3 separate regions of the Homo sapiens genome follow, and all the other regions are linked to region 2. A link is a contact called in ENCODE Hi-C or POLR2A ChIA-PET data. All regions are on one chromosome and are shown on one strand. Each heading gives the region's core, a stretch centred on a gene start or an enhancer-like site at or near the end of the contact. The rest is flanking DNA. Distances are from core to core; before and after follow the strand shown. Region 1 holds the start of IFI35 (interferon induced protein 35). Region 2 holds the start of RAB5C (RAB5C, member RAS oncogene family). Region 3 holds the start of PTGES3L-AARSD1 (PTGES3L-AARSD1 readthrough).

Region 1 (2,859 bases), core at 34-2,533, 850 kb after region 2:
AAGCAGTCCTCCTGCCTCAACCTGCTGGAACTATAGGCACATGTTACCAGTGGGCCCAGCTGCTGGGATTGGCACTTTTTTTTTTTTTTTAGTCAGAATCTCACTCTGTTGCCCAGGCTGGAGTGCAGTGGTGTGATCCGGCCCGGCTAATTTTTTGTATTTTAGTAGGGACAGGGTTTCACCATGGTGGCCAGGATGGTCTCGTGATCCACCCGCCTGGACCTCCCAAAGTGCTGGGATTACAAGGCATGAGCCACTGCGCCTGGCAGTTTTGTGAACTTGAACTGTGGACTTTATCTGTCCTGATTGTGTTTCTCATTCATTCAGCAATTATTATTTTTTGAGATGGAGTTTCGCTCTTGTCACTCAGGCTGGAGTGCAACAGCGCGATCTTGGCTCAATGCAACCTCTGCCTCCCAGGTTCCAGCTATTCTCCTGCCTCGGCCTCCCAAGTAGCTGGGATTACAGGAATACACCACCACACCCGGATAATTTTTGTATTTTTTTAGTAAAGACGGGGTTTCACCACGTTGGCCAGGCTGGTGTCTAACTTGGGATCTCAGGTGATCTGCCCACCTGGGCCTCCCAAAGTGCTGGGATTACAGGTGTGAGCCACCGCACCCGGCAGTTTTGTGAACTTGAACTATGGGCGTTATCTGTCCTGACTGTGTTTCTCATTCATTCAGCAATTATTGTTTTATTTATTTTTTGAGATGGAGTTTCACTCTTGTCACCCAGGCTGGAGTGCAATGGCACCATCTCAGCTCAATGCAACCTCTGCCTCCGGGTTCCAGCTATTCTCCTGCCTCGGCCTCCCAAGTAGCTGGGATTACAGGAATGCACCTCCACGCCCGGCTAATTTTTGTATTTTTTTAGTAAAGGTGGGGTTTCACCATGTTGGCCAGGCTGGTCTCTAACTCCTGACCTCAGGTGATCTGCCCGCCTGGGCCTCCCAGAATGCTGGGATTACAGGTGTGAGCCGCCGCACCCAGCTCATTCAGCAATTATTTTATCAATGTTCAATGTGCCCAGCATTATTCTAGGCTCTAGGGAAATAATCCATTGACAAAGCAGGGTCTACCAATGGGCTTGTCGGAGATTGCTGGGAATGGTTGATGGGGGCCAGTTTGCAGTTGGGGTGAGGTGGCTTTCCTTGAGGCAGCCTGGCTGAGTGAAGTCGACTTTGCTGACCAAGAAGGCTCCTCCCAGGGGTGGGGAAGCCTCGGCAGGGGGCGGCATGTGAGCGCCAGAAGGCAGGGATTTCACGGAAATGAAAGTGGAAGCAAACAGCCTGCGAGCAGAGCCTCCTGAGGTGTATTTCGGGTCTTGCTGGGGCTGAGAGAGACCACAGCCCTTTGGGGGGTACAAACAAGAGTTCAGTTGCTGTGAATTCTGCCACTGTGCCCAGCTCTGAAGCCTCAGCTCTTGCCAAACAGACCCGAGACCCATGTCAGCCCCACTGGATGCCGTAAGTGAGGAGGAGGGAGTTGGGAAGTGGGGAAACAGGAGTAATCCTCTTGGCTAGGAACCTGCAGATATCTCAGGGCCTGGCAGCCAAGCCTCACCCTGCCCATCTCAGACCTGCTGAAGGGCTGGGGAGAAACACAGGGCTGGGGTTGCCTCTGCAAGAGTTGGTTCCCTAACCTATTGCCTCAGACAGGAGGAGCTCATTAAATCCTGTGTGTGTACACTTCTCTGGAGAGAGAATCTGTAGTTTCCATCAGATACTCAGCGGGTTCTGTGACCCAAATAACAATTGTTCTAGGCCGGGCGTGGTGTCTCACGCCTGTCATCCTAGCACTTTGGGAGGCCTTGGCAATACAGTGAAAATCCGTCTCTACTAAAATACAAAAAATTAGCTGTGTGTGGTGGTGTGCGCCTGTAATCCCAGCTACTTGGGAGGCTGAGACAGGAGAATCACTTGAACCTGGGAGGCGGAGGTTGCAGTGAGCCGAGATTGCATCACTGCACTCCAGCCTGGGTGACACAGCGAGACTCTGTCTAAAAAAAAAAAAAAAAAAATTAAACTAAAGGAATTAGGCTGGGTGTGTTGGCTCACACCTGTAATCCCAGCCAGCACTTTGGGAGGCTGAGGCGTGTGGATCACTTGAGGTTAGGAGTTCGAGACCAGCCTGGCCAACATAGCAAAACCCCATCTCTACTAAAAACACAAAAATTAGCCAGGCATGGTGGCACACACCTGTAATCCCAGCTACTAGGGAGACTGAGGCGGGAGAATTGCTTGAACCTGGGAGGCAGAGGTTGCAGTGAGCCGAGATTGTACCACTATGCTCCACTCTGGGCAACAGAGGGAGACTGTCTCTCACACACACACACACACAAAATTTATATATATATATATATATATATATACTATAAGAATTATACTTTAAGAATCACACTAGGTAATCCATAGATTAACACGGTAAAAACTTATCCCACTGCTTAGCACCTACAGAGCATTCAATATGTGTTTCTTCTTAATATTATTATTGCCAACCTTTTCAGAACCCCAGTTCCCCAAGGACAATCCCTTTTTTTTTTTTTTTTTTGAGACGGAGTCTCACTCTGTCTCCTAGGCTGGAGTACAGTGGCATGATCTCGGCTCACTGCAACCTCTGCCTCCCGGGTTCAAGCGATTCTCCTGCCTCAGCCTCCCAAGTAACTGGGAGTACAGGCACGTTCCACCATGCCTGGCTAATTTTTTGTATTTTTAGTAGAAATGGAGTTTCACCGTGTTAGCCGGGATGGTCTTGATCTTCTGACCTCGTGATCTGCCCCCCTCAAGCTCCCAAAGTGCTGGGATTACAGGTGTAAGCCACCATGCCCGGACTTTTCTTTCCTTTTTTTTTTTTTTTT
Region 2 (2,725 bases), core at 109-2,608:
CTCCACTGTAGATAGCAAGGGTCAGTCATGGCCTCAGAGCCAGGCTACTCCTCGTTAAGGTACAGTCTCCGGCCTGTACTTTGGCCACATAACAAAGCTTGGTCTGAGACAGCAGCTATTTCACACACCTAAGCCCCAAGCAACAGACAAGGATCAGTCAATATGGTTGAGGGAACCTGCACTTTCTGGCATGTATCGGAATTCCTCAGGCTACAATTAAAAATCCAGAACTGCCATTGTGATCTTGACTTAGTCCTCAGTAATAAGTCCAAGCCCTGAAGGGATTGCAGACAGACCCTGGCGTGGTGTGGACCTGTTGCTCAGGGAGGTGTATGTGTGTGTGTTTGGGAGTGGGAAAGAGATGGCCCTTCAATTCCAGACTCCTCATTTTGGGTCTTATTCTCCTCCCTATAGACACACGGACAGCAGTCCCAAGAAAAGCAGTCCCTTTGAGGCGGCTGGGAAACCACTCACGTGCTCTGGGAGGACAGAGCTGAGCCTGGAGCAAGGGGGGAGGGGAAAGAAGATAATGAATGGGCACATCCACCCTGATCTGTGATCTGTAGCTAGGATTGAGCAAACCTCAGCTAAATTCTTCAGAGGCAGAAAGAGAGAGACACTCAAAGAACAACATAACTAGAGGACAGGGCTGGGAGACAGAAGGGGCAAAACAGGAAAACAGCTCATTTCTAGTAAGTGACTTTAAACTCAGCTGAGGTCCTGGTTGGTTCTCTGGCTTGAGGAAAGAGAGGAAGTAAGGAGTTGCGGGAGCGCACACACACTTCTGTGCGTGTGGAACGGTCTCACCCAGACGACCCCCCTCCCCCAAAGGAAATCGAGATATTCCTCTAGGGCTAGAGGGGACAACTGGTTTTGTGGGACAGGAGGAAGGAAAACGGCGACAGACAGCACTCCCTGTCACTTCTAAAAGAGAAGAGGGACAGGTTCCTTCACACCTAGCAAAGATCCTCCGATTCTGGAAGCAGGGGGAGCGGAACTTAGGGTACCTCTCTCCCACAACTAGAATGGACAGGCCAGAGGACAGTCATAGCGGTTTCCTTAAGGCTCACCAAAGGCAGGTAAGCTAAGGAAAGAAGCTCCCCACCTCCTATGGCCCGACGCCTGGGGAGCCCCTCAAGAGGGGGCTACGGGTCGGGGGAGGGGTCAGTATCCCCCTAAACTGGGGCTGGGCGGGAGGAAGGGCTGCCCTGGAGATGCTTCAACGCAGGCGAGACACCAGGTCCTGGGACAAGCATACTCACGGCGGCTCCGGGGCGGCGGCGTTACTTGGGGCCGGGGCTCGGACGGGATCCGCTTCTCTCCCCGCCGGCGGTGTCCCAGGCTCCGGCCTCCACTTCCGCCTTTCAGCCGCTCCGGATCCGGATCTCCACCTCCGCCCCGCCCCTCAATACTCCCAGGTGATTGACAGTGCGGAGACCAATGGGAGGCACTCTTGGCCGACCTACCCAGCGGCGCCGGTAGGAACGCGGGAGTGGCGGTAGGGAGCGCGCGAGGGATCGCGGGACTTGTAGTTCGCAGCGCTGGGAGGAGTCAGTGGCTGCCTGGGACTTGGGCTTAGGGTGGAGCCGGCTGACTGCGAGGCGGAGCCCGGCCGGAACTTTTTTTTTTTTTTTGAGACGGAGTCTTACTCTGTCGCCCAGGCTGGAGTGCAGTGGTGCGATCTCACTGCAACCTCTGCCTCCCGGGTTCAAGCGATTCTCCTGCCTCAGCCTCCCGAGGAGCTGGATTATAGGCACGCACCACCACGCCCGACTAATTTTTGTATTTTTTAGTAGAGACGGGGGTTTCGCCATGTTGGCCAGGCTGGTCTCGAACTCCTGACCTCAGGTGATCCGCCCTCTTCGGCCTCTCAAAGTGCTGAGATTACAGGCCTGAGCCACCGCGCCCAGCCTACGGCCGGGAACTTTTTAAGGCTAACCCTGCCATCCGCGTCACCGCCGGTTCCGGACGCCCCGAGGGAAGGCGGGTGGTGGAGCGTTGGAAGAAGGCAGAGGATTGTGTGTGCAGAATTGGGAAAGAAAAAACGTGGTGCGAATGAATATGCACGCGAGGCCTCAGTCCTGTGAACTCGCTGATCTGGAGAAGCCCTTGTCTGCACTGTCCGCCCGATTGCCAGGGGCGTCTGTGATTGGGAAGGTGAGGAAAGCGCTGCAGGAAGAGTTCTCTGCAGGATGCTGGGTGAGATCAAAGGGAGAGCTTCTGCCACCACCTCCTACTTGGTGTGTGCGGGGGCCGGCACAAAGACCATCTCTGCCTCTGCCTTCCCCTGCTCCTAGCCAGGGTCAGCTCTTCTCTCTGACGCGGAATACAGAGCTGGACAACCTCTGCCTCGGCCCTCTCCATCCGTAAATAAAGACTAGAACCACCCCCACTCTGCACTCTCCCCCTCTATGGATCAGGAATATTTGTTTTTTCTGCTCCTCTCAATATGGACTGGGCCCGCTCCTGATTCCTCCCACCCTTACCTCTCAACACAAACCAGTACCTCCTCTTCTTTTGCATCTCATCCTCAAGGGACACTACTGAAAACCTGTGTGGAATCAAAGCTCACCGGAGACAGCTGTGGCCATTGTGCCTATAACGCCAACACCAGGCATATCCTGGAGCCTCAGCTGGAGAATTTACCTGTCTTGGACAACCTGCCACAAAACTGTGCCCACATCTAGTTCCATCTGGTCATCAGGGCGTCTCTCTTTCTTACACC
Region 3 (2,940 bases), core at 151-2,650, 830 kb after region 2:
GGTACATGGAGAGAAGAAGCAGGCCACTTTCCACACACCCACCTTGATATCCTCCTTGGTAAGCCGCGGCCAGGCCACCTTTTCCTTCCATTTTCTCACAAAACAAGTAATAGAGCGGGAAGAGCGCTTATCCTGGGAGTCCTGCCAGATAGAGAGCCTCATTCTTAGGGTCTGGGGTTTAGAATTAATCTCCAGTTTCCCTGGGCAGCCCGGTTTCCATCCAAACCTTACTGTCCCATTTCACCCTTACCTTGGAGTTCACTTTGGCATAGAACTCAATCTCATTGTACAACTCCACTCCATCGGCATTCTTGCAGCTGAGGAGACAATGAAGCTGAGGAGATGCGGAATACTCCGTGTGGGGACATTAGGAAAGGGGTAGATTCCTGGGAAGCCAGGCCCTCGGACGGCAGGGCCACTACCTGAACACAATGCGGTGATCCTCAATAAGCACGTGGACATCGGTGCTGTCCTCAACACAAAACTCCATGAACACATACCTGGGCCTGTCGTACCACAAGGTCCGGGCGTGCTGCCTGAAGAGAAGTTGAGGTGTGGCTTCATAGGGGTGGGAGAGGGAAGACTGAGGTCATTTGGGAAGGGACTACCCAGGGACCTTTGATGCCACAGTTTTTTCAAAGTGGAGCTAAATGAGACAGAAGGGGTGAAAGGGAAGGGAATGACAGGAGTGGGTGGGTGTGGTGAATGTGAACCTGGGAAGAATAGAACGTGCAAGACTAGGAAACTAGGAGGTCAGGGAGAACATTCAGGTCACACCTTCCCTCACCCCACAGTTACAGAGACCAGGGGTCCGGGGCTCCCGTGGGGCCTCACAGAACCTGGAGCGCCCAGAAGACTTGGAGCAGGGAATCTCCAGGGAAAAGGGCCAGGGGGAGCACCGGAGCCGGAAACACTCACCGTGCCATTGCGGCTCCCGCTCCAGGGTGGCATTTAGAGTTCCAGGCAGGGGCCGCTATCTTTAGATCCTGGGGACGCCCCCAGCAGCTGCCTCTCCTTATATGGTCGGGAGAGCAGTTGAGAGGAAGAGAGAACATGACCTGGCAGCCAAGGGATCTGCACTCTGGAGATACTCTGGGACAGCTTCATCCTTGCAGCCCTTCACCGTGGGGTCTTCAGAAATGCATAGACTATGAAGAGACAACCCATCTGCTGGAACCAGGGCAAAGGCTGCCCTAGACGCTACACACAGGGAATGACTTTTCCCCGGTATCATTCACCTGTTTCTCCGACGCTTACTGCTCAGTGTCTGATTCACAATAGGCGCTCAATAAAACATTATTGTCCTGAATTAAATTCCCGGGGAAGGCGCGCCCTCGGGGACTTGGGTACTTCAGGCCCCGCCCACCACTCCCCTGGGGTTCCAGGCCACCGCGCCGTTGCCATGGCAGCAGGGGGGCGCGGCTGACGTGCGGTGGTGTTTCCGGGAAGATGGCGGCTGTCGAAGCGGCTGCAGAGCCGGTAACGGTGGTGGCGGCTGTTGGGCCAAAGGCGAAAGACGAAGAGGAGGAGGAAGAGGAGCCGCTGCCACCGTGCGAGGCGGTGCGCTGGGCCCCAGTGGGGGCGGTGGCGGAGGCCCGGCCTGGGGCAACCGCGTTTTTAGAAGAGGCGACGGCCGAGGAGCCTGGCGCGGCCCCGGGCTCCCCGCCGGATTCGCCGGGCCGGACGCTGCGGCGGCTGCGGGCAGAGCGGCGGCGGCTGGACTCGGCGCTGCTGGCGCTGTCCTCGCACTTCGCGCAGGTGCAGTTCCGCCTGCGCCAGGTGGTGCGCGGGGCGCCGGCGGAGCAGCAGCGCCTTCTGCGGGAGCTCGAAGACTTCGCCTTCCGCGGCTGCCCTCACGTCCTAGGTTACGAAGGGCCCGGCGACCCCGCCAGCGATGAGGGCGATGGGCTGCCAGGGGACCGGCCATGGTTGCGGGGCGAGGACCAGGTGAGTGGCTGGAGCCGGGCCGCGAGGAATATGGGAATAGTGGGGTCGTGTGGGTGGCGATCCAGACCCGGATGATGGTGCATGCGGGGAGAAGCCTCCCCGACTCGGTCGGTGAGTACGTGTGTCGGAGACCAGGGGACTGGAGTGCGGGGCCGGCTGAAGGGCAAGAGGACAGAGGCCTGGGAACCTGAGGGTGAGCGGTGTGCACGGAGGATGTGGAGAGATGTCGGTGCGTGATGACGTGAGTGGTAGAGGAGCGGTGAGCGAAGTGAGTCGTTGAGAGGGCAGCAGAGCAGCCAAGAGCAGTGCTGCGCCCACTCACCTTTCCCTCACGTATCTCAGTCTTGAACACTTTGGCTGCTAGAGGACCCCGACTCTGGGGATTGGGAAAATTGGCAAAGGAAAGGAAAGTGAGTTGGAATCCGTGGAAATTTAGGTTAACTCCCTGTCCCTGCTTTCCTGAAATCTAGGCAGTCTTTACACTTCTTTGGGTGGGAGTTTGGATTAACAGCAGGGTCTCTTAGTAACTGAAATAAACACAACTCTTGATTAGATAAATTTCCTAATGTTGGAATTTTTCCTTTTTAAGAGACGGGAGGGTCTTGGTATGTTGCCCAGGCTGGTCTCGAACTCCTGGTCTCAAGCCATCCTCCCGCCTCAGCCTCAGGACTACAGGCGTGTGCCACCGTGCAGGCTATAATGTTGAAATTTTTAAACTCTTCCTCCATCCTGCTTAATCATTAGGCATTCTGAATGAGGTCCTCTGATAACTGACAAGATCGATTCAGTGTGCCTACCCCAGAAGTAGTGAAACTATGTATAAGACACCAGGTAAACGTTTCCTTACAAGCTTTGCATCTCTGGAAGTGCACAAAGTGCTGGCTTTATTGGAAGTGTTGAGGTACACTGCCTTTTCACTTTTTTTTTTTGAGACAGAGTCTCACTCTGTCACCTAGGCCAGACTGCATTGGCGCAATTTCTGCTTACTGCAAC

The links. A loop is a pair of places that touch in the nucleus more often than their neighbours do. ChIA-PET counts read pairs that join two places held with the same protein, here RNA polymerase II (POLR2A). Pooled maps may share reads with other maps.
Region 1: a loop to region 2 is called in a pooled map, with 3 times the contacts of the local background. The contact joins the promoter of IFI35 here to the promoter of RAB5C in region 2. A Hi-C loop is called at or near these places in 2 of 168 maps with a recorded cell type or tissue (CD8-positive, alpha-beta T cell and cardiac septum) and 8 of 50 pooled maps. POLR2A ChIA-PET finds 5 or more read pairs at or near these places in 1 of 52 experiments (MCF 10A).
Region 3: a pooled map shows a loop between it and region 2 (5-fold over the local background). The contact joins the promoter of PTGES3L-AARSD1 here to the promoter of RAB5C in region 2. A Hi-C loop is called at or near these places in 2 of 168 maps with a recorded cell type or tissue (CD8-positive, alpha-beta T cell and cardiac septum) and 8 of 50 pooled maps. POLR2A ChIA-PET finds 5 or more read pairs at or near these places in 1 of 52 experiments (MCF 10A).

What each region holds. Positions count from the first base shown.
Region 1 is chr17:43,005,501-43,008,359 of GRCh38, forward strand. It overlaps IFI35 (interferon induced protein 35), which reads left to right and starts at 1,284. Exons shown (of 7, transcript NM_001330230.2): 1 at 1,284-1,468. The coding sequence starts at 1,448. RefSeq lists an enhancer at 1,144-1,453.
Region 2 is chr17:42,153,631-42,156,355 of GRCh38, forward strand. It overlaps RAB5C (RAB5C, member RAS oncogene family), which reads right to left and starts at 1,359. Exons shown (of 6, transcript NM_004583.4): 1 at 1,263-1,359. It overlaps RAB5C-AS1 (RAB5C antisense RNA 1), which reads left to right and starts at 770. Exons shown (of 3, transcript NR_187282.1): 1 at 770-1,079; 2 at 1,369-1,478; 3 at 2,138-2,725. RefSeq lists enhancers at 811-1,431, 1,341-1,635, 1,518-1,627.
Region 3 is chr17:42,979,128-42,982,067 of GRCh38, forward strand. PTGES3L-AARSD1 (PTGES3L-AARSD1 readthrough) reads right to left here and starts at 1,401. Exons shown (of 17, transcript NM_001136042.2): 1 at 919-1,401; 2 at 423-536; 3 at 251-317; 4 at 43-141. The coding sequence starts at 1,055. It overlaps PTGES3L (prostaglandin E synthase 3 like), which reads right to left and starts at 953. Exons shown (of 7, transcript NM_001261430.2): 1 at 919-953; 2 at 423-536; 3 at 251-317; 4 at 43-141. The coding sequence starts at 926. It overlaps RUNDC1 (RUN domain containing 1), which reads left to right and starts at 1,438. Exons shown (of 5, transcript NM_173079.5): 1 at 1,438-1,947. The coding sequence starts at 1,450. RefSeq lists an enhancer at 1,365-1,434 and a silencer at 1,505-1,754.